7 separate regions of the Mus musculus genome follow, and regions 1, 3, 4, 5, 6 and 7 are each linked to region 2. Evidence: chromatin loops called from intact Hi-C (ENCODE). Cell type or tissue: heart. All regions are shown on one strand.

Evidence for each region. Hi-C counts contacts between places; a loop is a spot of excess contacts. Peaks named below come from ENCODE experiments on the same cell type or tissue, not always from the same donor. Only the 100,000 strongest peaks of a DNase experiment are listed, where the experiment ranks them.
Region 1: it touches region 2 in a loop (7-fold over the local background); 33 of 42 quality-filtered maps call a loop at or near these places.
Region 3: a loop joins it to region 2, with 2.3 times the contacts of the local background. A loop is called at or near these places in 3 of 42 quality-filtered maps.
Region 4: it touches region 2 in a loop (5-fold over the local background); 17 of 42 quality-filtered maps call a loop at or near these places.
Region 5: it touches region 2 in a loop (4-fold over the local background); 20 of 42 quality-filtered maps call a loop at or near these places.
Region 6: it touches region 2 in a loop (2.9-fold over the local background); 9 of 42 quality-filtered maps call a loop at or near these places.
Region 7: it touches region 2 in a loop (2.8-fold over the local background); 5 of 42 quality-filtered maps call a loop at or near these places.

The regions. Positions count from the first base shown.
Region 1 is chr3:9,702,904-9,706,903 of GRCm38, reverse strand. Pag1 (phosphoprotein associated with glycosphingolipid microdomains 1) reads left to right here. Exons shown (of 9, transcript NM_001195031.1): 4 at 615-821; 5 at 2,149-2,200. The coding sequence starts at 691. Among named protein-coding and RNA genes, the nearest start is that of Gm33169, 42 kb to the right of the region's middle. In heart, no CTCF peak of the experiment used is centred here; a DNase peak (open chromatin) is centred at 1,753; H3K27ac peaks cover 828 bases.
Region 2 is chr3:9,398,026-9,402,025 of GRCm38, reverse strand. No RefSeq gene overlaps it. Among named protein-coding and RNA genes, the nearest start is that of C030034L19Rik, 3.0 kb to the left of the region's middle. In heart, a CTCF peak has its summit at 1,656 (motif pointing left); a DNase peak (open chromatin) is centred at 1,225; H3K27ac peaks cover 1,501 bases.
Region 3 is chr3:9,247,980-9,251,979 of GRCm38, reverse strand. It overlaps Zbtb10 (zinc finger and BTB domain containing 10), which reads right to left and starts at 1,413. Exons shown (of 6, transcript NM_177660.3): 1 at 1-1,413. The coding sequence starts at 850. In heart, a CTCF peak has its summit at 2,188; DNase peaks (open chromatin) are centred at 179, 339, 1,709 and 1,949; H3K4me3 peaks cover 2,610 bases; H3K27ac peaks cover 1,777 bases.
Region 4 is chr3:9,958,956-9,962,955 of GRCm38, reverse strand. No RefSeq gene overlaps it. Among named protein-coding and RNA genes, the nearest start is that of Fabp5, 52 kb to the left of the region's middle. In heart, a CTCF peak has its summit at 2,119; no DNase peak of the experiment used is centred here.
Region 5 is chr3:9,946,360-9,950,359 of GRCm38, reverse strand. No RefSeq gene overlaps it. Among named protein-coding and RNA genes, the nearest start is that of Gm33273, 63 kb to the right of the region's middle. In heart, a CTCF peak has its summit at 2,490 (motif pointing right); a DNase peak (open chromatin) is centred at 2,499.
Region 6 is chr3:9,074,676-9,078,675 of GRCm38, reverse strand. No RefSeq gene overlaps it. Among named protein-coding and RNA genes, the nearest start is that of 4930539M17Rik, 15 kb to the right of the region's middle. In heart, a CTCF peak has its summit at 1,788 (motif pointing left); a DNase peak (open chromatin) is centred at 1,775.
Region 7 is chr3:9,080,503-9,084,502 of GRCm38, reverse strand. No RefSeq gene overlaps it. Among named protein-coding and RNA genes, the nearest start is that of 4930539M17Rik, 21 kb to the right of the region's middle. In heart, no CTCF peak of the experiment used is centred here; no DNase peak of the experiment used is centred here; H3K27ac peaks cover 619 bases; H3K27me3 peaks cover 83 bases.

The sequences.
Region 1 (4,000 bases), 300 kb before region 2:
AAAGTTAGGAATTACGTACGCACATACACATGTGTAGCAAACATTTCATACTGCCTTGGCTAAGGCGTATTAACGCAAACAAGCATATTTTGCTTGCTTTGGGGTGCTGGAAGTCTTTATTGACTCCTCATACTAAGATGATAAACTACCCACTGCTTTGGATGCTCTGCTACACACTGGTGCATCCCCAGTCAAATCCCATGTGAGGAAATCAAACATCACAGCACAGACTTGAAGAGAGCCAGCCAGGTTCCAGGCACGCCTACCTTCTGTGAACATCGCCCTGGCGGCTGTGAGGCCTTGCTCCTGACAGGGAGGCTCTGTGTTTCTTATGTGAAGTGCTGCTAGAGACCTTTCAGATTCTGAAATAGAGGTAGCTAACCTGGAGAGAAGACACAGGTGTGAGCGTGGCATTCCTGTGGCTGTCGGAGTCTCCTCGTACACAACCGTAATTTTACATGGTTTCAGCACACATGCATTTCAAGCTTCTGACAGCACCACAGCAGCACTCAGCAATCAGGTCAGGGTTCTTTCTGGTTTGGGATCTTGATATCGGGACTGCTCAGCCTTTCCCGGGAAGGGATTCTGAACGTGTAGTGTCGTTCTCTCTGCAGGAGGATGAAGCCTTCTAGACCCATGTGATCTCCTATGAAGAACTGACCCCACCTGCTGGTCACCCCAGCTCCCACCATGGGCCCTGCAGGAAGCGTACTGAGCAGTGGGCAGATGCAGATGCAGATGGTCCTGTGGGGAAGTCTGGCTGCCGTGGCCATGTTCTTCCTCATCACCTTCCTCGTCCTCCTGTGTTCCACTTGCGACAGGTTAGAACAAACATGCATGTTCTAGAGCCTAAACCTGCTGTTTTCCCTGTGTCCCACGGAGCCTCTTTATTAAGAGCCTCCCTGGCCCACATTCATGGGTTGGTCACAAAGGGCATTCTTCATTCGTCAATTGAAAATGCTTATTGATCTTCCTGGAGGGCAAAGCAAAGAGCCCTTCCTATCTAAATGTCTGGAATGAATTCTGCAATTCTTTGAGCACAGTCTTTGTGTGCTGTCTTTGGCCATGGGCATACTGAAATCTAAGTGTGAGGTACTACATCCTGTTGCCACAGTGGGAAGTCACTGAGGGTGCTCACTATTGCGTGGCCTGGAGAGCTCACATATTAGTAAAACTGTGTGTGATAAACTGCCCTTTAGGAAGACATAGGCTTGTATTTCCTACAAGAGAGGCTCACTGAAAATGGAAGCCTTTTTTCTCTTTTTTTCAGCATTATACTTGTCTCCCTTGGCTCAGGGAGAAGTGAAGTTCTTTGTAACCAAGACGGATGCCCAGAACTGTCAGAGATGATGCAGGGTGCAGCCTTCTGGTCTAGCTGGGAGCCAGTGGGAACCAGCTTAGCCAGCTCCATACTCAACTCTCTCGATTTGGATCCCATTCTAAAATCTGTCAAAAAGAGAAACCCATGCCCTCTGGCCTCTGCAGCCTCTCCTAGTCCCTGCCAAGCAAGGACTCAGGTCTTGAAGGACAGGACAAGCCTAGAGACACTAGACTTGGCTCCCCAAAACTTCAAGAATCTGCTACTGTAATGACTCACTCTCCCGCTAGGTGTCACCCTCTTCTCGCCACAGATAGAAATGTGGTCTTTACAACCAATGGCTTTCTTTAGCCTGTTCTGTGTAAAACACATTCTGTTTTTACTAGGCAGACTTTTCCGTAGACTGGAAGTACCTATGACTCATCCTGAGAGAATGTCACCTCCCTGATGTGCCAAAGTAGTATCTCCCATATTTTCTCTCATCCCTTACGGCACGTGACTTCACAGACTCTTAAGGGAGAAGATGAGGTCATTGTTAGGATTTGCTAAAGAATAAAGGCAGTGTCTGTCATCTGAGTGTTCCAGGCACAGACAGATCCTGCTTGCAGCCCGCTGTCTCCCGTAGTGAACTTGACCCTCTGGGAAGGGGTGTGCCAGAAGCGGGCTCAGCCTTTGCTGTAGGTCAGGACTTTTTCTGATCTAGTTTTATTAACCTGGTTAATAAAACCAGAGAGGCGGAGCTGATAAATGTTAGGCTAGGGAAGTATGGTGTCCACTTCACTTTAAGGGACACATTTGACATCAGAATGGTATTTTCTTCTCCCTTTCAGAGAGAAGAAGCCACGGCAGCATAGCGGGGACCATGAGAACCTGATGAATGTGGTAAGCCTCGGTGTGGCTGTCTGTCTGTCCGAGTACACCTCTCCAGGCATGGCGCTACTGGCTTTCGACACAACTGAAGCTGGCATGGGGACGTAAATGGATATTAGCTGTGGCTTTCTGTATACTGTATGTACGGCTGGGAGCCTGGCTTGACCAGTGTTCAGGGTAGCTTCTGCAGAGATGTCTTCATGCCCCTCCTGGTCTGGGAGGGCTGTCACAAGGAACAACTAGACAATTCATCTAAGATTTCTTGTCTCTCTGCTCTGGAGAGCAGAGTCCAGCATTCAGTGTTGTCACACGAGCCCCTTCCAGAGCTAGATCTGTTCCCAAACTCAGCTCCTTAGTGCACACCCACCTAGTCCTTGCTGTCACCTTCCCTCTCTGAATGTATGTCTTGAAGCCAAGATAGCAACTGTACCTCTCTGACTTCAGTCCTAACTAGTGCCATCTGAAATAGCCCTGCTTTCAGATGAGGTTAGGCTGTGGCACTAGGGACTGAGATTTTGGCATGCATTTGGGTGGCGCTGCAGCCATTCATCGGGGCCTGGAGCCCACAGCATAGCTTGGCCTTGGTGCGTTATCGGATCGTCAGCATTTGATGGGATCCTGAGAGACCCAGCAGTCTCAAGGAGAGAGCTGTCCACCTGGGTGGTGACCTTTTGTTGTGCCCTTAAGTGGCAGCAGCCTCAGCAGCTGTGTCTGCAGGGCTGGGTTGAGCTCCCGCTGGGCCCCAGGGCAGGTCTAGGAGAGAGGGCGCTTCCTGCTCCCAGCCAGGAAGCACATATGCATTTAAACTCTGGGGGGCCTGGGCTGTTTGCACCCAGCAAGCATGTTCAGAGCACATGCGTGAGGTACCAGGCTGCCTGAACCCCCACTTCCCAGTGTGCCTGTAGCCCAAGCAGACAGGAAGCTCCTCCTGGACCCCAGCCAGGGCTCTCTTCCTTTGTCTGAGACCACCCATCACAGCCACCCCGGACCTCAGCATCTCTCCTGCCCTGACTGATGTTCTCCTGCTATTTTCACCTCTTATCTTGTCTCACTCCTTGTTCCCAGTGTCTCTATGCTCCCCAGTGCTTGCACAGGGTAGGGGAGGAATGGGGGGTGGACAGATAGGCCCTGTCTTTCTTCAGAGCCCACCTTCCTCAGTCAGGTGGACAGGAGGTTGTGGCTGAACTCAACTCGAGCCTCACTTCCTCCTAGTGCTCTCAGGAATGGCGAGACCTGGCAGCTCAACCTGAGTACTGTATGAAGCCAGTGTTCAGGGGTGGGACCAAGCTTTGCCGGTCACTCTGATATGGGCATCCACATGAACGCCGGTCATTCTCGATCTTTCATCCCCGTTATTCTGCCTGAGGACAGCAGCCTTTGCGGGCAGGGAGAGTGCCGCCTCTTCATTCTCTTCCCCACATAGGATCTCCTCCACACACCTCCAGGACAGACTGTATCCACAGGATGCCTGCTGACAGTGCCAGTGAGGCCTGCACACAGCTGCCCACTGAGCTCCTGACTTCCCTAGACCACTCCCAGTTTGCTGACTTGTTTCTCATGGGGGCTAAGATGGGAAAGAGCAGTTCAGACAGAGATTATAGAAGCTTGGCAGTGGCGTGCTATGCAGGAAGCCTTCCCTTGGTCCCCCTCTCTGTCCCCTAAGGACACTGTTTCTCCAATATGAGCATCTCAGGGTCCTGGCAAAGCACAAACACTTCAAGTCACTTTATAGCAGCAGATGCGAGCAGTATTGGCCCAAAGAGCAGACTTCCCGGACACTGGCGCACTGCTGCACTTCAAGGGCTACTTATT
Region 2 (4,000 bases):
AACTGACCGGTCCAAGGGTCCAGAAGGACAGTGAAAGGAGCGGGGCCGTTTAGTTAGACACCCACTGCTGTGACAAATGACTGAGAAAAGCTACTTAGAGCCCAAGAGATTTCCTTTGTAGCATGATTTCAGAGGGTTCAGCCTGGGCCCCACTGCCTCCTGGCCTGTGGTAAGGCAGCAGGATGGGGTAGACGAGGAGGGTCAGATTATCTGACTGCAGCCTGTAGGGTGACACTGCCTTCACTTATGTATTGTCCCGTGTAGCAGGCCCTGTGGCAGACACAGCCAGAAGCAGGCTTTACTGGGGCATCTTTTAGTCCAGTCAAGATTACCCATCAGGCCAGGCAGTGGTGCATACCTTTAATCCCAGGAAGAGGCAGGTGGAGCAGAGCTAGATGCCAGCCTGTCTACACGATGAGTTCTAAGACAGCCAGGAGTACCTGGAGAAACCCTGTCTTACCTGTCTCAAAACAAAACAAACAAGACTTAAACATCACCGGGGACAACTTACAGACCAAAACCGTGAGAGCATTTGAAGCTCAGAAAACATTAGCTGATATCCAGTATGCTCTTTCCAGTTCTCATTTCTCTGCAGCAAAATAAACAAATAAACAAGCCAATAAACATCCAAATCAATATTTTACAACATAATAGCTCCCCTTTCCTTCTCTGTTTTGTGTCAGAGCAGCCTGACACCCATAGAAACCCCGGTTAGGGTCCCTGGAATGAAGCCATGTTTCTCTGAGAAAATTAAATGGAAAAAGCTAAGCAATGAGACAGAAAGATTCCCAGGATGCGATATTGCACATGTATGTACACACACACAAAGACACACAGACACACCAAAGTATGCACAATGTCCATGTATGTGAATATATATACCAAGGATAGACATGGCTATAGGTCAGGCTTCTGCCTGAGTTCTGAAGAGCAAACAGGAAGTCTTGGCTCTGTCTTCACCTGGAGGCAGCCCCAAGTGTGTTTATCACATGACATCACGTGCCAACTTGTAGTGTTTGCTTACCACAAGCGTGTGCTGCTTCTTTTCCTAATTGTAAACACAGGAGAGAAAAGTTAAACCCCACCACCAGGAAGCAGCTACCTGGCCTGAGGATAAAAGAAGTTACCGTTGACTTATTGAGGATCTGGGCCGATGCCCAGCCCCCTCCAGCCAGGACTGCCCCACGGGTGTGACAGTGATTCTCCTGGCCCCTGGAGAACTGAAACCCCTCTCTGCCTCCCTCAAGCCTACAGTTGGCTCTGGCTCTGGTCTTTTTCTAGCATATGGAATGCAGCCAAATTGGGATGTTTCCCAGGAAGGGCAAACAGCGCTTTGGAGATTGAATTAGAACAACTGAGCTTTTTTTTGGTGAGCCAATGGGCTCTATCCAGGCTATAAAGTGCCATGTAACAACTCTGAGTTCCTTTGCTTCTTCTTATATCTTAAAAGCTATAAAACAAACATTTTTTTAAAAAATCTCAAGATGCACTGCATAAAGAACTATTTATGCCCTGTAGGAACAAGGCATGCTCAGGTTCCCTCTCTGAAACTGTATGGATGGAAGGAAACTCTTTCTACTAACCACATTGTTGATACAATAAATGAAGCATATATAATTTCTATGAGTGATGTTTGTTATCAAACCTTTGTCAAATACTGCCCTCTGGTGGACCACTCAATTTTATTTTCTGCTAATTTTCTTTTTCTTTTTCTTTTCTTTTTTTTTTTTTTTTTAAGTCAGGGTTCAGTTATCTCAGGCTGGTCTCTCTGCAGAGTTAAGGACAACCTTGAACTCCTGACCACCTGCCCTTCACCTCCAAAATGCTGACATTACAGAGATGCACCACCGCCTTTCTATGACCTAGGGCTTCACAGATGCTAAGCAAGCACTTTATCGGATGAGGTATATCCCCAGGCCTGATATAGATTTTTTTAAAACACGAGTTGGGGACTGACAGACAACTTGGAGGTTAAGGACATTCTGCTCTTCCAGAGGGCCTTGGTGCCCACTTTGCACAGCTCACAATTCCCAAACTAGGGAATTCTATACCTTTTTTAAGCCCTCACTGGCATCTACATATGAAGCCTGTGTATACACATAAAACAAAAATACCAGCCGGGGGTGGGGGGGTGGGGGGCACCTTTTATCCCAGCACCCTGGAGGCAGAGGCAGGCAGAGCTCTGAGTTTGAGGCCAGCCTGGCCTACAGAGCAAGTGTCCAGACAGTCAGGGGAACACAGAAAAACCCTATCTTGGGGGGCCAGGGGTGGGGTTGGAGTTGTCAGACTAAGGCTGAAAGATTAAGTCTTGTGTTTTGGAAGTAAATAAACCTACATATAAGTTTTCAGATCAAAGATTCAGCATCCAGTGCTTTCTGGTTACTTTTTACATAAAACTGTGACATTTTACTCTTCCTTTAATATTTTAAATAACTGTCTCACTGGAACTTGTACATGAAGCACTTTCAAGGCAAACAAGTTAACTTCACAAACATTACCATATATTTTTTTCAAATTTCATAGAAGTTACTCCTGCAAGTATTTGGACAGGCACATTCAATTTAAAATCATTTCCCTGGCCCATGAGATGGATTGTCAGATAAAGGAGCCCGGTGGCCTGAGTCTGATGCCCAGGGCTTGCGTGGTGGATGGAGGGAAGCACTGTTGTCCTCTGACCTTCACATGTGCACACGCCCTGCCCCACCCCACCTCACACAAAATAAATGCTTTTTAAAAAGCTTAAATAATTTCCTACTTAACTGCTTTGAAACAGCTTACAACATAAGGGCATCTTAGCAGGACAGAAGCCTGAGGCCTGGATTCCAGAGCTTGGCTCTAGACAGTTCCCAACCTTGGGCCAAGATCTCTTTGGGGTCACAAATCAGACATCCTGTATATCCTATATTTACATCATGATTTGTCACTATCAGAACTAGAGTTGTGAAATAGCATCCAAAAGACTTTATGGTTGGGGTCACACCCTGAGGAGCTGAATTGGAGGGTCACAGCAAGGGAGGCTGCGAGTCTAGACATACAGGCCGCTGCTTTGAGACTCACTTGGGCCGCTTTGCCTGTCTACCTAGAAGTCATTCATCACTTGGTGTGATGTAACTGGTGAGCCCCCAAGTTTTCCAAGCTTTAAAATATGCTTTCCGGCCAGCTCAGTTTGGGGTTACAGGAGACTTGGTTTTTCTCCCTAGGAAGAGCAGGATGTTCTACCCAGAGCTTCATGGGGTGAATCTGAACCCCATCTTCCTTATGTCCTGTGAATGGGGACCTTGAATACACAGGAAGGCCCAGGCACCTCTGTCTTTAGCTCCACTTCCCATTCAGAGCCTCACAGCATTGCCCCGGTGCTCATTCAAAGACAGGGAGGAGAAAAGGACGTCCTTAGCAGGCTCTGCTCTCCTGTCCAGGACACAATGCCCCTGGGGGACTGCCTCTGTGTGCCCCTGGGGGACTGCCTCTGTGCACTGACAGAGGTGGGTGAGGAAATGGATCTTTCCTTCCAGAGCAGGCCACACCCTCCCCAGGCATGCCCTCCTGGTCCCTGGGGACGCTTCTTCCCCCTTGCAGGGTACAGTCATGATGACTAAGTGACAGACATGGTAATACAACTAAGCTCAGCCAGCTTCCCAAGGTGACATTGACAAGCTTGTGACTAGCTCTGTCTCATGCTCCGCGCACTGGTCTATACCTCCTGCCTTCCACGGTTACAATGACCAAAGCATAAGTGTGTCCCCAAGAAGACTTTTGCTGGTTTTGTCTGAATGGAGGTCTAGTAGTCCATGCTAGCCTGGAACTCACTGTAGGAGGAACTGTGACTCAGGAATGGGATCACAGGCCAGAGTCACCAAGCAGGCTCTCTAAACTCACCTTGTGGAAGAGGCATGATTTTAACACCCAGGAGGGAGGGAGGAACAGTTCGGAGGAGAGAATTAAAACCTTGAGAAAGGTTCCTCCAAGCGTTGCTCCCAGGCTGCCCTGCCCACCCTTTCTT
Region 3 (4,000 bases), 150 kb after region 2:
CCACCTGGGTAAGGTCCACGCCGCCCCCATCCTCGGGGATCTTTTGGCACCATCCGCAGAACATAAGGCCGGTATCCTTGGAGTACCGCAGCCAAGGGAAGTCCTTGAGCCAAGAGGTCTGGAAGGAGCACTGGAGCTTCTGCAAGAGGGACTTGGGCCTCGCGAGCGGGAAGTGCTGGACAGTCTCTCCTTCGCCAGCTCCCACACCGCTGCCCTCCGCTTCGTCCCCACCATCGCCGCCCGACCGCCTGCTGCTGCTGCAGCTGCCGCCTTCCGCCCCACTGCCATCGCCCGGGCTCGCCCCCTCCTCCTCGGTGCTGTAGCTCAGGGACGCCCCGTCCTGCATCCACTCCTTCCCCTCCAGCGCGTCCAGCTCCGGATCCACGGCCGCCGGCCCTCGCCCATTGAAATGCCTGAGGGGCCACGCCGAGGTCTCCGGGCGGCCGCGGCTGCTGCCATTGTTGCCGAGACCCCCGCCGCCTCCCCCGCGGAAGGCCAGAGTCCGACGGTTCCTTTCCGCTAGCAGGGGGCCCCCCGCGCCGCCGCCCAGCAAGGAGGGGCCGCCCGTGTCCTGAGGGAGCAGCAGCAACTCCTTGACGTCCTCGGCGGCGGCCGCGCCGGCGGCGGCCTCCGAGTCCTGGGGCTCCAGGCCCTCCAATTCCATTTCCTCGTCGGCCCCGCGCCCATTCGGCTGCTGCGGCGCGGGCGGCGCGGGCAGTCGCGGTTGCGGCTGCGGAGGCCAAGAAGAGGCCTCCCCGCCAGCGTTATTGTTCGTGGGGCCGCCGCCGCCGGTGACCAACCCGCCTCCTCGGAACGCCAGCGTCCTGCGGTTCATCTCACTGAACGACATGGCGCGCGCCGCGGTCACCGCCGCCGCCGCCGCCGCCCGGTGCCTCGGCTCGCGCCCGGGCTCCGGCCGCGTCCCGCGCGCTCGCCGCGGCTCCCCCAACGCTTCGCCCCCGCCCCCGCCCCCGGCGCTGCGCTGCGCCGCTCTGCGCTGCGCTCCCGCCGGCCCGGCCTCACCCTCCCGCCGGCTCGCGCTCGCTCCCGGGCCGCCGCACGCGTCTACTGCCGCCGCCGTCCCAGCCGCGTCCTCTCCACCCGCGCCCCGCCGCGCTCCGGGCAGCGTCCCGCGCGGAGCGGTGGGCGGGCAGCGGAGCGGCGAGCCGGGCGCGTGCGGCCTTCGAAGTTGAGGAGGAGTGCGGTTGCCCCTCCGCTGCCCCGCTTCAGCGCTGCGCGCACACACCGGCCCGCCAACAGATCTCCGTCCTCGGGGGGAGTCGTGTCGCCGCCGCCGGCTGCCGAGGCGCGGACGCGAGAGGCGCGCTAAGCCGCCAGGCTCCGCCACATAGCGAGCCGACAATAAAGCCGGCGGAGCGTTTCCGTCCGACCAGGCCCTGGCGGAGGTCGAATGGCAAATGAACAACGGACCGTGCGCCCACAATGCACCGGGGTAGCAGTAACCGCTGGAGGGGGAGAGGGTGGGGGCCGGCCGGGGGAGGGGGCGGGCTGGGCCGGGCTGGGCTGGGCCGGGGGCGCCCGGGGACCGGGAAAGGGGCCGGCCGCTCGGGCCCGCGGGCGGGGGTGCGGCCACGGGAAGGAAGCGGGCGGGGCACGGGCTGGGGTCTCGGGGCGGGGCCGGCTCGGCCAGGACAAACAGCTGGCGGGTGTCAGGGGCCGGCTCGCCGCGGCGCGCCCGTGCGCACGGTCCCCGGCTCTCGCCACGACTTCACCTGGGACTCCAGGAGTAAGTGCGGTGGGAGCGCGCCCGGCCCTGTCATCTGCCGGGGGAGGGGTGGGTGGCCGTGCCCGAGGAAGTGAACTTATTTTGTTCCTGCACAAAAGACTGGACCAGGCGGTGCCTCCCTCGCGAGGACACCTCCTTGGGCTCCTTGTGTACGCCGGGCAGCACCTCTGGCCCCGGGCGACGATCGTTTCGCAGAAAATGCACCGCCCCGAGTGTCTTATTGCTGTGATGAAATGGAAATTTAAATAAAAGGTCGAACACGTGCGTTCAGTGGGAAGTATTGACATGGGTGTTACATCACCAGCAGCCAATCAGATATCTCCAGTCGTGTTTATACTTCTACAACCACCTTGTGAGTATTACAGTATGTCATAGCGTTATAAATATTAGGCAGGGTTTTCCCCATGAACGGGGAGGAGTCAGCTGCTGCGGGCGCCGCGTGCGGCCGCGAAGGGAGTGCAGCTCCGAAGACAGGGTGTGTAGATGAGAATTAATTTTTAGGATTTTGAGAAAAGCTCTTGGCATCGCGTATGGAATTTAGAGTGATTACATCGGTCTAAGCTGGAAATGAACCTCCCTAAGTTATATTAGTTTACTTTTTTGTTTTTGTTTTTCAGAAAGAGGCCTTGCCAATTAAGAACCCTTAAACTCACCCTCCCCATTAACTATGCTCTATTTGGAAAACATTAGCACGTTTACACTCATTAATTCACAAAGTGAGGTCGATTTATCTGTTATTTATTGGGAGCGATTTTTGAAACAGGGTCAAGGCCAGCCTAGTCTACATTTTAGGTCAGCCAGGGATACACACAAAGATCCTGCCTCAGTATCTCGAGTTCTGGTATTACAGGTGTGAACCACCATGTTGCACAAGCTTAATTTAAAAATTCGTATGTTTGAGCCTATTTCAGGCTTTCTTTCCTGTTTTTTTTCCCCCTGCCTTTCTTAATTTTTTGTTTTGTTTTGTTTTGTTTTTGTTTTTCGAGTCAGGGTTTCTCTGTGTAGCCCTGGCTGTCTTGGAACTCACTCTGTAGACCAGGCTGGCCTCGAACTCAGAAATCCACCTGCCTCTGCCTCCCAAGTGCTGGGATTAAAGGCGTGTGCCACCACACCCGGCTAATTTTCTTTCTTTCTTTCTTTCTTTCTTTCTTTCTTTCTTTCTTTCTTTCTTTCTTTCTTTCTTTCTTTTTTTTTTTTTAAGACTATGTAGCCCTAGCTGTCCTGGAACTCACTAGGCAAGAGTGGCTTTGAACCCACAGACATCCACCCACCTGGAGTTTCCCTTTTGGGGTGGGAGTGGAGTGAAGAGAGCAGTTGATAAATGGTGGTCTCTCATCTTTCAAGTTTTAAAATTCAGATTGATGGCTGTTGTGTCTGAGGACTCAAGAGTTAAGTTCCCAGAGCCTGTGTATGGCGACTGCCTGTGTAAGTGTATGGAGGCTCAGAGCCTGTAATAGCAGCAACAGGGGATTTGCTCAGGTACCAGGCACACATGGTGCACAGACAGACATACCTGCAGGAACAATGCCCATGCACACAAGTTTTTAAAGCACATTTTCTCAGTGTTATAAATTAATATTTGCTAACACTTTTTTTTGAGACAGCATTATTATGTAGCCTGCTGGCCTTGAACTCTCCAGCCTGGGTCTGTCACCATGCCCAACTTACCTCAATGGAACTTTTGATTTGTTTATACAGGTCTCACTCTATGTCCCTGGTTGTCCTAGAAAGCACTGTATAGATGAGGCTACCTGTAATTCACAGCAATCCTGCCTTAGTCCAGGCTAGGATTAAAGGTGAGAGCCCCATGCCCAGTTTCCTTAACACTTCTGATTGAACTAAGCCCAAGACGAGTGTTGAGCTGTGTCGATTTAGATTTTTCAAAGCCACTTTGACTTAATTCGCCTTAATTTTGGTACCTGGTGTAATGAAGTTTTGTATATGAAATAAAATTGATGAATTCTAAAGTGAGTTTGAGTTTACTTGTGTAAACTTGTCACCTATGACAACATAATTTCGGTGAGCTGACTGAGGGGACTTCCATGCCACCAAAAGCTTTGACTTGGGGTGTCTTCCTATCATCTACCCGTACTGCCACCTGCCATCAGGTGCCGTAGGCCCTGTACTTGGATAAAGGCCCTCAGAGTGAGTTGGTGAGTTCTGGTTGGTGATTTTTCAGACAGTTCTGTGCCATACACCTTGGAGGAAGAAGGAAAACCTGCCTGCTGTGGCTGCTGTAGTATGGAAAAGTGT
Region 4 (4,000 bases), 560 kb before region 2:
GCACAACTGGTTGTTATCATGTAGAAGAATGCGAATCGATCCATACTTATCTCCTTGTACTAAGGTCAAATCTAAGTGGATCAAGGAACTTCACATAAAACCAGAAACACTGAAACTTATAGAGGAGAAAGTGGGGAAAAGCCTTGAAGATATGGGCACAGGGAAAAAAATTCCTGAACAGAACAGCAATGGCTTGTGCTGTAAGATCGAGAATTGACAAATGGGACCTAATGAAACTCCAAAGTTTCTGCAAGGCAAAAGACACCGTCAATAAGACAAAAAGACCACCAACAGATTGGGAAAGGATCTTTACCTATCCTAAATCAGATAGGGGACTAATATCCAACATATATAAAGAACTCAAGAAGGTGGACTTCAGAAAATCAAATAACCCCATTAAAAAATGGGGCTCAGAACTGAACAAAGAATTCTCACCTGAGGAATACCGAATGGCAGAGAAGCACCTGAAAAAATGTTCAGCATCCTTAATCATCAGGGAAATGCAAATCAAAACAACCCTGAGATTCCACCTCACACCAGTCAGAATGGCTAAGATCAAAAATTCAGGTGACAGCAGATGTTGGTGTGGATGTGGAGAAAGAGGAACACTCCTCCATTGTTGGTGGGATTGCAGGCTTGTACAACCACTCTGGAAATCAGTCTGGCGGTTCCTCAGAAAATTGGACATAGTATTACCGGAGGATCCCACAATACCTCTCCTGGGCATATATCCAGAAGATGTCCCAACCGGTAAGAAAGACACATGCTCCACTATGTTCATAGCAGCCTTATTTATAATAGCCAGAAGCTGGAAAGAACCCAGATGCCCCTCAACAGAGGAATGGATACAGAAAATGTGGTACATCTACACAATGGAGTACTACTCAGCTATTAAAAATAATGAATTTATGAAATTCCTAGCCAAATGGATGGACCTGGAGGGCATCATCCTGAGCGAGGTAACACATTCACAAAGGAACTCACACAATATGTGCTCACTGATAAGTGGATATTAGCCCAAAACCTAGGATACCCAAGATATAAGATACAATTTCCTAAACACATGAAACTCAAGAAAAATGAAGACTGAAGTGTGGACACTATGCCCCTCCTTAGAAGTGGGAACAAAACACCCATGAAAGGAGTTACAGAGACAAAGTTTGGAGCTGAGATGAAAGGATGGACCATGTAGAGACTGCCATATCCAGGGATCCACCCCATAATCAGCATCCAAACGCTGACACCATTGCATACACTAACAAGATTTTATCGAAAGGACCCAGATGTAGCTGTCTCTTGTGAGACTATGCCGGGGCCTAGCAAACACAGAAGTAGATGCTCACAGTCAGCTAATGGATGGATCACAGGGCTCCCAATGGAGGAGCTAGAGAAAGTAGCCAAGGAGCTAAAGGGATCTGCAACCCTATAGGTGGAACAACATTATGAACTAACCAGTACCCCGGAGCTCTTGTCTCTAGCTGCATATGTATTAAAAGATGGCCTAGTCGGCCATCAATGGAAAGAGAGGCCCATTGGACACGCAAACTTTATATGCCCCAGTACAGGGGAACGCCAGGGCCAAAAAGGGTGAGTGGGTGGGTAGGGGAGTGGGGGTGGGTGGCTATGGGGGACTTTTGGTATAGCATTGGAAATGTAAATGAGCTAAATACCTAATAAAAAATGGAAAAGAAAAAGAGAGAGAGAGAGAGAGAGAGAGCAGAATTTGAAGAGACTTAGATCCTTAGTAGAAAGCTGAGCAGGCAGAAGAGCTGTTACCTGGCAGCTGCATATACACATCCTACTTCTGCTAAAGTCAACTGAGACTGTATCCTCCTCTTCCTCCCAGTCTAAAAAAAGCTCTGAATCACTACTATGATTGTTGACATCTTTAAACAAGCAGTCTTCTGCTCCCCTTTATTTAGTCAAAACCCTCAAGAAGTTACTTTCCAGAACTGATTAAGACCTCACTCAAGCACCCACTTTAGAGGAGAGCTTTTCAAGGAGAGCTTGGGCATCAGATTTGTAAACTTGCAGCAGGAGCCCTGCTCCACCTCGGAATGAGCTGCTAGCAAGCTTGCAAGTGTTAAGAACTAAGCGCTTCAGCGCTCCAGTGCGGCTATGGCTGCTATTGCAGGCCTGGGCGAGGTAATGGCAGATTAGAGTTCTAGAGGAAAGAAAACGCCATTGTTTTGTTTTGTTTTGATGTGTTTCTTGTACAGCCCTGCCTGTCCTGGAACATGCTCGTTCTATAGACCAAGGGTCCTCTAGGTCCTCCTGCTTCTGCATTCCAAATTCGAGGACTAAAGGCATGTGATTTTATTTCCTTCATAGAGAACAGAAACCATTGTGGAATTGAACCACAGGGGTGATTTCTTATTTCTCCTGAGCCACTGATATCAGAGGGTGACGCGATCACTATTTCGCGAGTGGATGAGTGCTACCTACCCAAAGGCCCTCATCATAAAGCTGGAGTCACTAGCTTTCCAAGAGAACCGATTAGGAAACTGTAATCGCACCCATGCTTGATCCATAGACTTGGCAAGTACAGCAAAGAGAACACACAGAAGAAAATAATTTGGATTTTCCAAAATGTGGGCCCCTTTCCATATGGCCCGTGTGGAGCAGCAGATGGCCAGAGCGGCGTGCAGTGAGAGCTGACGGCCAGCAGGCAGTCCCGGCGTGCTTTGGTTGAAGCCTGCCATGAGGCGAGGTTTCCAATCAATTAGACCAAAAGAAAGTGGCGATTTCTGTGTTTATGATTCTTTGGTTTGTGTGTTTCAAAAAGGGAAATTAAAAAGCAAGAGGACAGACGCGGGGGAAAGGTAGGGTAAGTTCTTGAGATGGCTGCTGGTGCCAGAAGCCTGAGCCAAGAGCTCCGCAAGCTGTGTGTGTGCGTGTGTGTGTGTGTGTGTGTGTGTGTGTGTGTGTGTGTGTGCGCGCGCACTCGCGCACATGTGTGTGCGTGCATGTGTGTGTGTCTGTGCGTGTGCATGTGTATGTGTGCACTTGCGTGTGTGGGTGTGTGTGGGTGTGCATGCGTGCGTGCCTGTGTGTGTGTGTCTGTGCGTGTGCACGTGTATATGTGCGATTGCATGTATGCATGCGTGTTTGTGTGTGTGTGCGCACACGCGTGCATGTGTGAGTCTGTGTGTGTGTGTGTGTGTGTGTGTGTGTGTGTGTGTGTATGTGTGTGCGTAGGTAGGTAGACACATGTTGTACATGGATACACATGCTCTGGCTACCCTAGTACTTTCTGTATTATTAACCCAGGCTGAGCTCGGCACCAAGCAGTCGTCTTGACTGTCTCCCACATGCTGGGATTGCAAGCATGAGCCACTATATCCCAGAAATACAGTGATTTTTTTTTCAGCAAAACTGAAATTCCTTAGTAAGTAAAGAAGAGTCTCATTCTAGAGAGTTCCCTTTCCGGGTCCTCATCGGTTGCCAGTGCAGCGAGGGGCTGCCCTGTTCCGTGGCTGTCAGGTTTCTCTGTGTTGCACTCATGCCTTGGGTTCCTCGTGTAAACAGAGACCCTGTTCCCAGCTCTTGTTGGTACCCAGCAGCCGCCTCTCTCACCCGAGTCCTTCATGTCCAGACGAACTTCAGGCTTCCACCCCACCCCATCCTCCTCCTTTACCCACGTGCCGTGAAAAGCCTTCCTCCCCACTGTAGGGCTTCCAAGAAGTCTTTGTTTCAGGACACAGTCTGTGTGCCTTATCAGTTATAATCACTTCATTCTGGCCTTAGTGATCTTTCTTGATTCCAAGGATTTTATGAGGAAATGTTCAGTGTTTCTGCATCCCAAACATTTTCACCTGCAACCGCCAGGCTCTTCACATCAAAGAAAACCCTGCCACCTAAAGCTAAACCATCCCAGTTTTAAGGAAGAACGCCATTACCCAGGACCAAGCAGAGACAGAAGCCTCCCTGTGGAATATTCTGGCTGATGGGAAGGTTATCAGTCTCCTTGCTGAAACTTACCCATTTTTGTTAAGAATTT
Region 5 (4,000 bases), 550 kb before region 2:
AGACTATGCCGGGGCCTAGCAAACACAGAAGTAGATGCTCACAGTCAGCTAATGGATGGATCACAGGGCTCCCAATGGAGGAGCTAGAGAAAGTACCCAAGAAGCTAAAGGGATCTGCAACCCTATAGGTGGAACAACATTATGAACTAACCAGTACCCCGGAGCTCTTGACTCTAGCTGCATATATATCAAAAGATGGCCTAGTCGGCCATCACTGGAAAGAGAGGCCCATTGGACACGCAAACTTTATATGCCCCAGAACAGGGGAACGCCAGGGCCAAAAAGGGGGAGTGGGCGGGTAGGGGAGTGGGGGTGGGTGGGTATGGGGGACTTTTGGTATAGCATTGGAAATGTAAATGAGCTAAATACCTAATAAAAAATGGAAAAAAAAAAGAATGGATGCTGTAGGCAGTTGTGATACACATCTGTAATCCTGGCACTCAGAGGTGGAGGCAGGGGCATTGTTTTGAGCTCCAGGCCAGCCTAGGCTGTAAAGGGAAACTTTGTCTCAAAAAAAAAAAGAAAGAAAAAAGAAAGAAAGAAAGAAAGAAAGAAAGAAAGAAAGAAAGAAAGAAAGAAAGAAAGAAAGAAAGAGAGGGGGGCAGGGAGGGAGGGAGGGAGGTAGAGAGAGAGAGAGAGAGAGAGAGAGAGAGAGAGAGAGAGAGAGAGAGAAAGAAAGAAAGAAAGAAAGAAAGAAAGAAAGAAAGAAAGAAAGAAAGGAGAGATAAGTATCTTGTTATTCTCAGAGTAAATATCCATCAAGATATGTAAGATTTAAAAATTTAATGTATAAGTGAATAAATTCACGACCATAGAAATTATTGTTTCTGGAGAAAGATATAAAGTTAGATAGAACATATCGACTATGAGTAATTTCACTTTAAAACGAGATGATTTGCAGCACAGACCAGACTGGGTGGCGCATTGGCCTCATCGCCAGGCCCTTCTTCATAGCTACGGGATCTTCTGGGCCAAGTTCACAAAGGCGACCTAGAGCCACTGAAAGCCGAAAGCCATTCTCTTATGACCATTCAGATGGCAAGACACTGTGTTTATTATACCATTCCCCATATAAAACATAGCGTTGGGTCATTCTGATGAGGTGGCAAGAGATGTTGTACCCTGGGTTGGAAAGCAGGTATTTCTAGCTGAAAGAAAGGCTCATGGCCAAAGATGTGCTCTGTGGATATATAATCATGCCACCGCACTCAGCAAAGTCTGAGTAGTGGTGCAATGGGGGAAATTTTAGCAATACTTCAGATGTAGAGGAACTGGGGATAAAACTTATGTAATCCCTGTAGCCCCAAACACCTAGACAACAAAAGACAAGTGTGGGGGTACAGGGCTGCTCAGAAGCAGCTATTGTGAGCATGCAAGTCCAGCGAGGCTTAAAAATATGTCAAACTTCAATATCACTTGAGAAGGGGAAGTGGCTTCTTTATGTTTTAGTAATCTTTAGGTGTTTCTTAATGACTATTATTATTATTATTATTATTATTATTATTATTATTATTATAGCATTACTTTTAGGTATCAAATCTACCAATTCAACCTACCAGGCCAGTTTAGTCTGGCCTTCTCATGATGCACTGTGGCAGGATGGTTGCAAATGCAAGGCCTGGTTCAGCTACATGTGAGGTCCTGTCTCTAAAATCATTTTTCCCTCTCAGCTTTGATGAGACCTGTGTTGTGTGAAGTCTTTGTGTCAGGCATTGTGATGATAGAGTATATGAGGGTAACACTCAATGTCTCATGACAGGCATTTCACACTCCGGGTCTGCATCAGCCTGCATCCCACCCAATCCTCACCGACAGCCTGACCATGTCAAATGCTCTAACACACAGCACAGAAAAGGACTATGCAGGATTGAAGTCTGCTTGACAGCACTGGAGAAGTGTGTACAGGAAGCCGACACCTAGCTGGATATAAAGACTGAGGTTCTGTAAGTGGGAGAAAGAAGGCGCACACTAGCATGCACATATCGAGTGTTCTGCTGGGATGGAGTCGCTCTCTATGAGGTGGGGAACAGCTTGGCTTGAGGCAAGTGTCACGGAGATCATGCATGTGTTGGCGCTGTGCATAGAGAGCCTAAATAAACTTGATTTTCATCCAAGCATTCAGTATTATAGACATCATTTATTAAAAATCATTCATATTTTCATAACTTGATTTCTCATGCCTCAGCCAAAGACGTGCATTTTGAGAATAAAAATTATAAATATAATCACATCACTGTCAGGAAATCTGCTAAGTGTTTCCCATGTGTGAAGCACAGGTGCCTCATGAGAACCATGCAATAGCTCCTTATCGTCATTATACAGTTCAGCTAGCCGACATGGAGCAATATTCTATAGCTTCTCCAAAGTCACATGTGTGAGGAGGTGAAACAAATTCCACAATGTTAAGTGCAGACTTAATTCTCACCCTGTGGGCAGGCCAAGCCAGGGAGTGCCTCAACTACTTGTAGTTAATCAACTGTGCCACTAGATGGCAGAACCAGTCCAATTTGGAGAGCGCTCTGCCTGGGTGTGGCCGTGGCACTTAGCAATGGCTAGAAATGGCTGTCACTTTCAAGTTTAGTAGATCCGAGTCTGAAATAATATCCTTCCTAAGTAATTAAATTTTGCATAGAAATGTTTTTATTTGAAGTCAAGCCTTACACACATTCAAAGTAATTGTCCATGAAAGAAAATTGAAGGGATCCATATTTGGATCGCCATTTCGCCCTTCACAGGGAGAGTTGTAATCCTAGCGAAGAAAACAAAAGATATCTCTGGTCTCTAGTGGCCACAGCACTCTCCACTCCATCTGCTCCAGTAAATCTGGGATGGTTTGCCTTGGGGCGTGTCTTCTTGGGGGTCTTGACTTTGACCACGCCTCTTATCGTGTTGGATCTGCAGATACTGTACTTATATTAGACTAAATAGGTACAAATATCTTACAGGAAGACACACAGCTGTGCAGGGCCTGATTTTGCCCTGTTGTCTTGTGATTCAGTTCTTCAAGTGAGTTAAGGTAAATCTCACCAAACTTTGCTCTAATATCACAGATCTACATCTCATTCACAGCACTGATGCCTAAAATTTCTCTGCTAGAATTATCTTCCACCTTGCTAGCTAGTTGTTCCCATCAACCTGAACAAGCTAGTGTCGTTTTGGAAGAGGGAACCTCAACTGAGAAAATGTCCCGACCAGATTAGCCTGAGGTACGTTTTCTTGATTGATGATCGATGCGAGAGAGCCCAGCTAACTATGAGTAGTGCCAGCGCTGGCCTGGCGGTCCTGGGTGCTACAAGAAAGCAGGCTGAGCAAGTCATACGGAGCAAGCCAGTAAGCAACACCACTCCACAGTTTGTGCATCAGCTCTGGTCTCCAAGTTCCTGGCCTGACTTCCCGCAACAATGGAGTGACTTCAGAAGTAAAAGATGAAATAAATCCTTTCCAACCCAATTTATTCATGGTCATGTTCTATCACAGCAATAGAAATCCAAGCCACCCATCCTACTGAATGCCACAGATACTCTACAGGACTACTTCCAGTAGCCCTGGCTAAGACATGGCTCTAACCAAATTGCTACACAGTGGGGCCTTTGTGAAAATGGAAAGTTCACGACAGGGACACAGTGGCAACATGCATCAGGCTGAGTCACGTCGAGTTCAGGTCACAACATAGCCACAGGAACCATGAGAATCCTTGGCTAAGCGTTTCTTTTCCTCAGAAAGACTGTGACTCTGCACTCTCTCCCGCCCCAGGCCAACTCCCCAGCCTTGGTTAACAGAACAACAGCAGCAAGGACAACAACAAAAAATCCCAAGCAGAAAACAAGCTATCAGTGAATACAAAGAGGAACTTGTAATTGCAAAAAATATAAAAATGTGACATGAGAAGCATTCAGAGCCTCGTTGAATAAAGAGTAGCGTTTGTCACCCATTGTCAAGGCTCTGTCTTAAGATTTTGTTGACTGTACTCTGATGTCATGCTAATGTATGTAAAAGAATA
Region 6 (4,000 bases), 320 kb after region 2:
AAGAAGTCAGATGGCTGAGGAAAGTAATATAGTTTGTACCTTAGGACCCTTCTTATTCTGCCAAGTACCAGGCCAGGAAGAGCCAAACCTGCCCAGGAACCTCTAGAATGGGCAGTTGTTGGGGTCTCTTGGTTTTGTTTGTTTGGTTGGTTTGGTTTTGGTTTTTTGTTTTTTACCAATACAGAGCATGGTTTGTAAAGGAGCAGCCTCCTTCATCCCCCTGAGGGAAGGCAGGCTGGATGGGACTCAACAGACCCCTGGGGGCCAGGAGCAGTACCACAGTGCGGCTAGGTGTTTATTGGAGGTTACACAAGTCCCTAACACCCACGGGCTTTCCATGCACACCTTTGGCTTGGGCTGAATCCCAATCATAAAAATATAACAATTAAAAATAGAAAAACAAATACAGCTAATACCACTCTTCTAAAAATACAAGCAGATCTTTTGGTGTTCTCTCTCTCTCTCTCTCCCCACCCCCACCCCTGTGTATGTGTGTGTGTGTGTGTGCGCGCGCGCGCGCGCACACACACGCACACACGCACACATACTCCTGTGATTGCTTCACTTACAATGTGGAGAACAGCACTGCCCAACTCAAGGGGCTGGACCAGCAAACAACTCCCTTGTTAAATGGACAGATAAGCAAAGGAAAGGAACCCAGGTATTTGACCACTGAACTACACTCCTTTGTCCTTACTGTAATTTTTTAATCAAAGATTTGTTCTGTTTTCTGAGTTAGTCTCTTGTGAGCTGACATTTGAAATCCTCCCAGCCTCTTCCTCTTCATTGCTGAAATAGGTGTGGTCCACCACAGCTGGCTATATTAAAAGAATTTTGAGGGCATAATGATAACAGGCACCTAGGCAGCTGAGGCAGGATGATCACCACAAGTCTGAGGTTAGCATGTTTTAGGCCACCAAGGGACTACATAGTGAGACACTGTCTACACACACACACACACACACACACACACACACACACACGAGACAGCCCTCTGTAAGGGTGCTTACTGCTATTCTTCCAGGAGACCTGAAATTGGTTCCCAGCATCCACACTGGATGCTGACAGCAGCCTGTAATTCTACTTCCAGGGATTCCATCCTCTGGCACCCACACACCCGTTGTATACAGTCACACATACACATAAAGTAAAATCTAAAAATAAAATTAAAAAAGACAAGGTTTTTTTTGACACAGTTTTAAAAAAAAGATTCTAACATGTCTCTTACAGAGTCAAGCAGGACCTAGCAATGTATTAGATAGTGTGTATTTATTTAATAAACTCTGTTGCCATAGTCTAGAAGCTAGAATGTATCTAGTCCTTGAAGCACGTGTGGGTTGCTTTCTTGCCTCCCCATTTTACAGAAGACGACTTAGGATGCTGAGATGTGAAGAAGCTCTGCCAATGAACCCACGTTTCAGAACATGGCTCCCACCCTGTGCCCAACCCATCTTCTTCCCTTTGCTAAGAAATATGGTGACCCATGGTCAAAGCTTGGAGAAGTATTGCGTGAATGGAGTTTCAAATGACAATCAAAGTTAGACTTCAAAATACATAAACTAGCATTCCTTCCCTCACCTGATTATTTTAGGAGAAGCGTCAAGACATCTTCCACAAATTCAATGGAGTAGAGCATTGGTTAAAGTGCTAACAGAGGTAAGAAATGGATGCTGTGCATGGAAAGGGGAAGGCAGGCTGTCAGGCAGCCAGCGTGGTCACACTGCCTCCAGTGACTTACCTGGAATACGGATGGTGTTCTGGCAGAGAGTGCCCCCTACTGAGCAACTGTCAGAACTGCTCCAGAACTGGGCCTTGGACCCAAAGCTAAGTTCTCATCCATACCCTCTGGTGGTAGTCCCTCAGGATGCCTTCTTGGAGAGTAGTGAAGAATCTAGGAAAGATCTTAGCTACAACAGGACCCAGGTGAATGGCACAGCCTGGTCCAACTTACTTCCATAAAACCCTCTGTTGCTGAGCCTATGTCACATGCCTCACATAGGCATCCATTTCATCTTTATTCATCCGGTAAGACTTTACTGACCCATTTCTCCATGCAGGCGTGCCCCTGGACAATGGAAGAAATGACCCGACCAAAGGCAGTCATCCAGGCTCCTGCTCCTAGGAGGAGGAGAAGGAGGAACACTTACAGAAAGTAAACAAGTATTTGAAGGATTTCAGACAGTGATAAATGCTAGGAAGAAAGCCCAGGGGGAAACGGGACATCATTTGAAGCTATCAACGACCTGGGAAGAGAGTCCACTTCCCCTCTGCAGACTCCAAGAAGAGTCGGGCCTGGAGTCGGTTGATGTCAACTGCAGCTGTGAGTGGTCAGTCAGCTGGTTTGTTTTTCTTTTTTGTTTTGGTTTTTCAAGACAGAATTTCTCTGTAGCCCTGGCTGTCCTGGAACTCACTCTGTAGACCAGGCTGGCCTCGAACTCAGAAATCCACCTGTCTCTGCCTCCCAAGTGCTGGGATTAAAGGCGTGCGCCACCACTGCCCGGCCAGTCAGCTACGGATGGGATGGAACTGGGTGAATGAGTGGGTCCTGACTATGAAACCCAGGGCTTCACGCACACAAAGCAAGTGTTCTTCTACCGAGCTGCATTCCGAAGCCACTAGTAAGGATTTGGTTTTCTTCCTTTCTGATCCGAAGCCTATCTCTTGCCGCTACCTGACGCTGCCCAGGAGGCCAGAGGGGCAGTGCTCACACAGACACAAACATATACACACATAACTAAAAATAATAAAACAAATCCTCAACAGACAAAGGCTAGTACTGAAAAATGCGTAATTGTGGAGCTTGGTCCCCACCACCGATAGATACATTAATGACACACTCGAGCATGTAAGTATCTCTACATACACACACACACACACACACACACACACACACATATGAAAAATAAAAACAGGGATGCATTTGAAAGACACCGACCTGTGGGGTTGAGGGGAGGAAGGGAAAGGAGACACTGATTACAGTAAGTAACTCTAACTTAAGGAGACTACCATTAGTATACCATAGCATAAGTATTATAATTCTGATTAATTTTTAAAAATTAAATATTTTGAAATCATTATAGAAGGAAAACCTCTTATGTTTTAAGAGTTGTTTTCTCCAACTGGTAAGAAAGACACATGCTCCACTATGTTCATAGCAGCCTTATTTATAATAGCCAGAAGCTGGAAAGAACCCAGATGCCCCTCAACAGTGGAATGGATACAGAAAATGTGGTACATCTACACAATGGAGTACTACTCAGCTATTAAAAAGAATGAATTTATGAAATTCCTAGGCAAATGGATGGACCTGGAGGGCATCATCCTGAGTGAGGTAACCCAATCACAAAAGAACTCAAATAATATGTACTCACTGATAAGTGGATATTAGCCCAGAAACTTAGAATACCCAAGATATAAGATACAATTTATGAAACACATGAAACTCAAGAACGAAGACCAACGTGTGGACACTTTGCCCCTTCTTAGAATTGGGAACAAAACACCCATGGAAGGAGTTACAGAGACAAAGTTTGGAGCTGAGACAAAAGGATGGACCATCTAGAGACTGTCATATCCAGGGATCCATCCCATAATCAACCTCTAAACACTGACACCATTGCATACACTAGCAAGATTTTGCTGACAGGACACTGATATAGCTGTCTCTTGTGAGACTATGCCAGGGCCTAGCAAACACAGAAGTGGATGCTCACAGTCAGCTATTGGATGGGTCACACGGCCCCCAATGGAGGAGCTAGAGAAAGTACCCAAGGAGCTAAAGGGTTCTGCAGCCCTATAGGTGGAACAACAATATGAACTAACCAGTACCCCGGAGCTCTTGTCTCTAGCTACATATGTATCAAAAGATGGCCTAGTTGGCCATCAGTGGAAAGAGAGGCCCATTGGTCATGCAAACTTTATATGCCTCAGTACAGGGGAACGCCAGGGCCAAGAAGTGGGAGTGGGTGGGTAGGGGAGTGGGGGGGAGTAATGAGGGACT
Region 7 (4,000 bases), 320 kb after region 2:
GTGACAAGCTGCGGCGGATCAGGGATTGGCTGTTGAATGACTAAATGACTGCATCTCAGAGGCCACATCTGCTGAATGGTGATCCTGCTGATGGAACTGAGGGGCTGTGACATCAGGCCCTTGACATTCACAGTCTCCTGTGAGAGACCTGACTGCCTCACAACCTCAGAATAAGTCCCACTTCTGTAGATAAGACAACATGGAAACTTAGGGGTCAGTGCTGAGAACCACGGGGCTAACAATGAGCAGAGCTGGAATTTACGTTTCGTTTCTGCATATCTATAGTCTGGAAGCACTCACAAGCTTGTCAGAATCCTCTCTAACACAGATGCAAAGAACAGGACTTTACTCCCTAGTGCCAATTTAGATATGCCAGCAGATCCAAGACCATTGCCTATTGGCAACTATCCCCCTCCCTCTTCCCCCTCCTCCTTCCCCTCCCCTCCCACTCTCCTTTTCTCTTTTCTTTTCTCTTTCCTCTTTTTTCTTTTCTCTTCTCTTCTCTTCTTTTCTTTTTCTTTTCTTTCTTTCTTTTTTTTTTTTTTTGAGACAGGGTCTCACTATGTGGCCCTAGCTGGCCTAGAACTAGCTGTATAGACCAGGCTGGCCTCTGTATCACAGAGATCTACCTGCCTTTGCCTCTCTAGTGATGAGATTAAAGATGTGCACTACCACCCAGGGCTATTTATTGGATTTTTGTGGTAGGGTCCCATATGATTTAGGTGGGCCTGAAACTCACTGTGTAGTTGATGACTCCCTGCCTCCACCTTGTAAGCGCGCTACAGAGCTGGGGACAGGGTCTCTCTGACGTAGCTTAGGCTAGACTTAAATCCTAGGGCCTCCTTCCTCACCTCAGCCTCCGGAGTGCTGGGATCTCGGGTTCATGCTTGCCTAACAGAATACAAATATCGTTATACTGTACTGCACAGGAGATCACAACCAGCAAAACGTTTGCATGTGCTCAATATAGAAGCCATTTTCCAACTAACCCACTCCACCTGTGTCTGGCTAAACTGGAGATATGGAGTGCCCACGAACCTGCTGCCAGCACGACCTCCAGACATTAGCTAGTCCTTGCAGGACAGTGGTGTTCGTTCCCATAAATGGGGCTATAAGACTGGGTGGTGCTGGCGTACACCTGTGAACTCATCACTTGGGAGACAGAGACAGAAAGATCTCTGTGAGTTTAAAGCCACCTTGGTCTACAGAGCAAGTTCCAGGACAGCAGAGCTACATGAAGAAGCTCTGTCTCGGAAAAACCAAAGCAAAACGAGGTGTGAGACATCCCTCATGAATGGGATAGATTGAAGATTGCTGCCTGGGGATGCCGGCTCACTCCTGTACTTCCATCGCTGGGAAGCCTGTTTTATTTTGTTTTGTTTTTTAGAGACAGGGTTTCTCTGTATAGCCTTGGCTGTCCTGGAACTCACTTTGTGTAGACCAGACTGGCCTTGAACTCAGAAATCCGCCTGCCTCTGCCTCCCAAGTGCTGGGATTAAAGGCGTGCGCCACCACGCCCGGCTTCATCGCTGGAAAGTCTGAAGCAGCAGGGTCCACATACAACCTGGGCTACAGAGTAAGCCCAGGCTTACCCAGAATACATAGCAAAATGCCATTTCAAAAATAAGATAACTTAACAAGACTAGAATAATATTACTGCCGTGAACATAAAAGGCTTCCTCTTTCATGTTACAAAATGGTGGGGGAAGATAAAAATGGCACAGAAGATTTCAACAAAACTTTCTCAGTTTGTTTGAGTTTTGCTTAGAATGCAAGAAGGAAGGAACTCTGAGTTGTTGGGGTTTGTTGTTGTTGTTGTTGTTGTTTCGTGACTTTAAAAAACATTTTTTTTTAAAATGGAGTTTCTCTTTTTAGTCCTGGCTGTCCTGAAACTCACTCTGTAGACCAGGCTGGCTTCTCAAACTCGACAGTTTTTCCTGCCTCTGCCTCCCAAGTGCCACACCCAGTTGCGTATTTGAGAGCCATTAACCCGAAAGACCGGAGAGGAAGTCGTCCCCGCCCCCCGCCCCCCCCCCCCCCCCACTTCTCCCGCTCTGCAGCAGAACTGCTCTGTGAGCCTGCTCTCTTTCTGCTTGTAAATCCACTTTATCTGCTGACTTGGAGCCACAGGACAGGGAAATGGCGTCTAAAAGTGACTTGGAATTCTGGGGACATTCTTGGCTGAGACACCCAATCACAGGATCAGCCAGCCCCGGGCCAGATTGTGAAAGAAGCTACGTGTCTCAGGGCGCCTCCATTCCTGAACCCCCACCTGCCCTTTCAACATCTGCTTCCGCCCCAGGCACCAACAGTCACGAGATTCCTAAAGTCACCTTTCCCAGCACACTGAAGTCAGGCTTACAAAGGTAAGAGACTTGCCAAAAGTGGGCTCAGCCCTGCTTTGAAAGTCTTTATGGAATAGTCAGAGAGAGACAGGGAATTACTGAGACGCCAGAGAGGGTGTCTCTAAAATGCCTTCAAAGGAAAGGCCATGCCAGACGTGGTTGTGTTTGCCTGTTATCCCAGCACCTGGGGCACAGGAGAATCAGGAGCCCAGGTCAGTCTCAGCTACATAGCTACTCTGAGGTCAGCCTACGCTACATGAGACCCTGCCAGAGCAATACAGAGGGATGGAGAAAGAACGGAAGGGACGGGAAAAGGAAAGAGAGAAGACCAGGGGACATTTTCAGTGTCTCAGCACCTCTGTATGACACAACTAGCCTCCATCTTCTTCAAAATCAAGTACTCCAACTGGGTGCTTTGCAGGCACCATACACAAATGTATGGAAGGAACAAAGGACAGGCAGGGTGAGACTCACTGAGAATGGACCCATGAAGAAACAGACAAAGTTCCTCCCTCTCCTTTTCTCCATTTCTGCTTACATGATGGACGTGGGAGAGAGACGAGGGTGTCTAGGAGAACCCGTCAAGTTTTATATTACACTACATTGTAGTTTATATTATAAAGGGTCAATAAATATTTTTTAAATAAACAGAAAGCAGGTAAATGAATCAGGAACTCATAACAGCCATTGCAACTTGAGGTGGATGCAGCCTTAGGATGCCCACTGAGCAGAGATGCTGAAGGAGCCTCCGCGGGTCACGGGAAGGGGACCGAGGCAGCTGGGCATTCCAAGTCAGGACCCCCAAGCTCTAGGGATGGCATCAGGTGGTTTTTTGTCAGTTTGCATTTACTGTTCTTTCCCTGGTGTTGACTGTATTTTATTTATTTCTATTTGGTAATTTACTTACCTTTGAAGTGTCCTATCCACTGCCACCTCTTCCAGGATATTTTATGTCTTAAGTAGGTGGGCCACTGCTACTCCTGTTACACTCCCACAATGTTCAATCCCGACCTTACTAGAAGCCCTTAGTACTGTCCCTTGACGTCGGGCAGCGCTTAGGATGTAACCACCACGTGCCTGCTGCACGCTAGGCAAGTGCTCTGCCGCTAAGCTGCATCCCTATTCTCCATCCAAGAGAGCTGTCTTTACCCCTAGGAGTAGCAAATTGTAATAGGTTAAATGCCTGGGTCTCAGGCCATCAGCTAAGTTTAGAAGGCTCACTATGAGGGGTGCAGTTTCCTTGTTCCTTCATCGTCTCCTTCAAAATAAGATTTTAAATTGTAGTGACAGTAGATTTCTTTTTTAAGGCGGAATCCCCATGTGTAGCCCTGGCTGACCTGGTACTCATTATGTAGACCAAGATGGCCTCAAGTTTATAGTGAGCCTCGGGCCTTTGCTCCCATGATGCGGAGCTTATGGGTGTGCACCATAATGACCGACCCAACTCCCAACATCCTGATCATCCTACGGGAAGGGGCATCTTGCTCGAGTGTAGTCAACAAATATTTCTCAGTCAGGAAAGGAATGAGTTGGCCACCAACAGTTCAGGTGCTTGCATGGAAACTATTTTGGATCAGGGCCCCCCCTGAGCTGCCTAGATCTCACCTCAGGGGAGGCTGCTTCTCGACTTGACCTCATCTGAACCAAAAAATGCT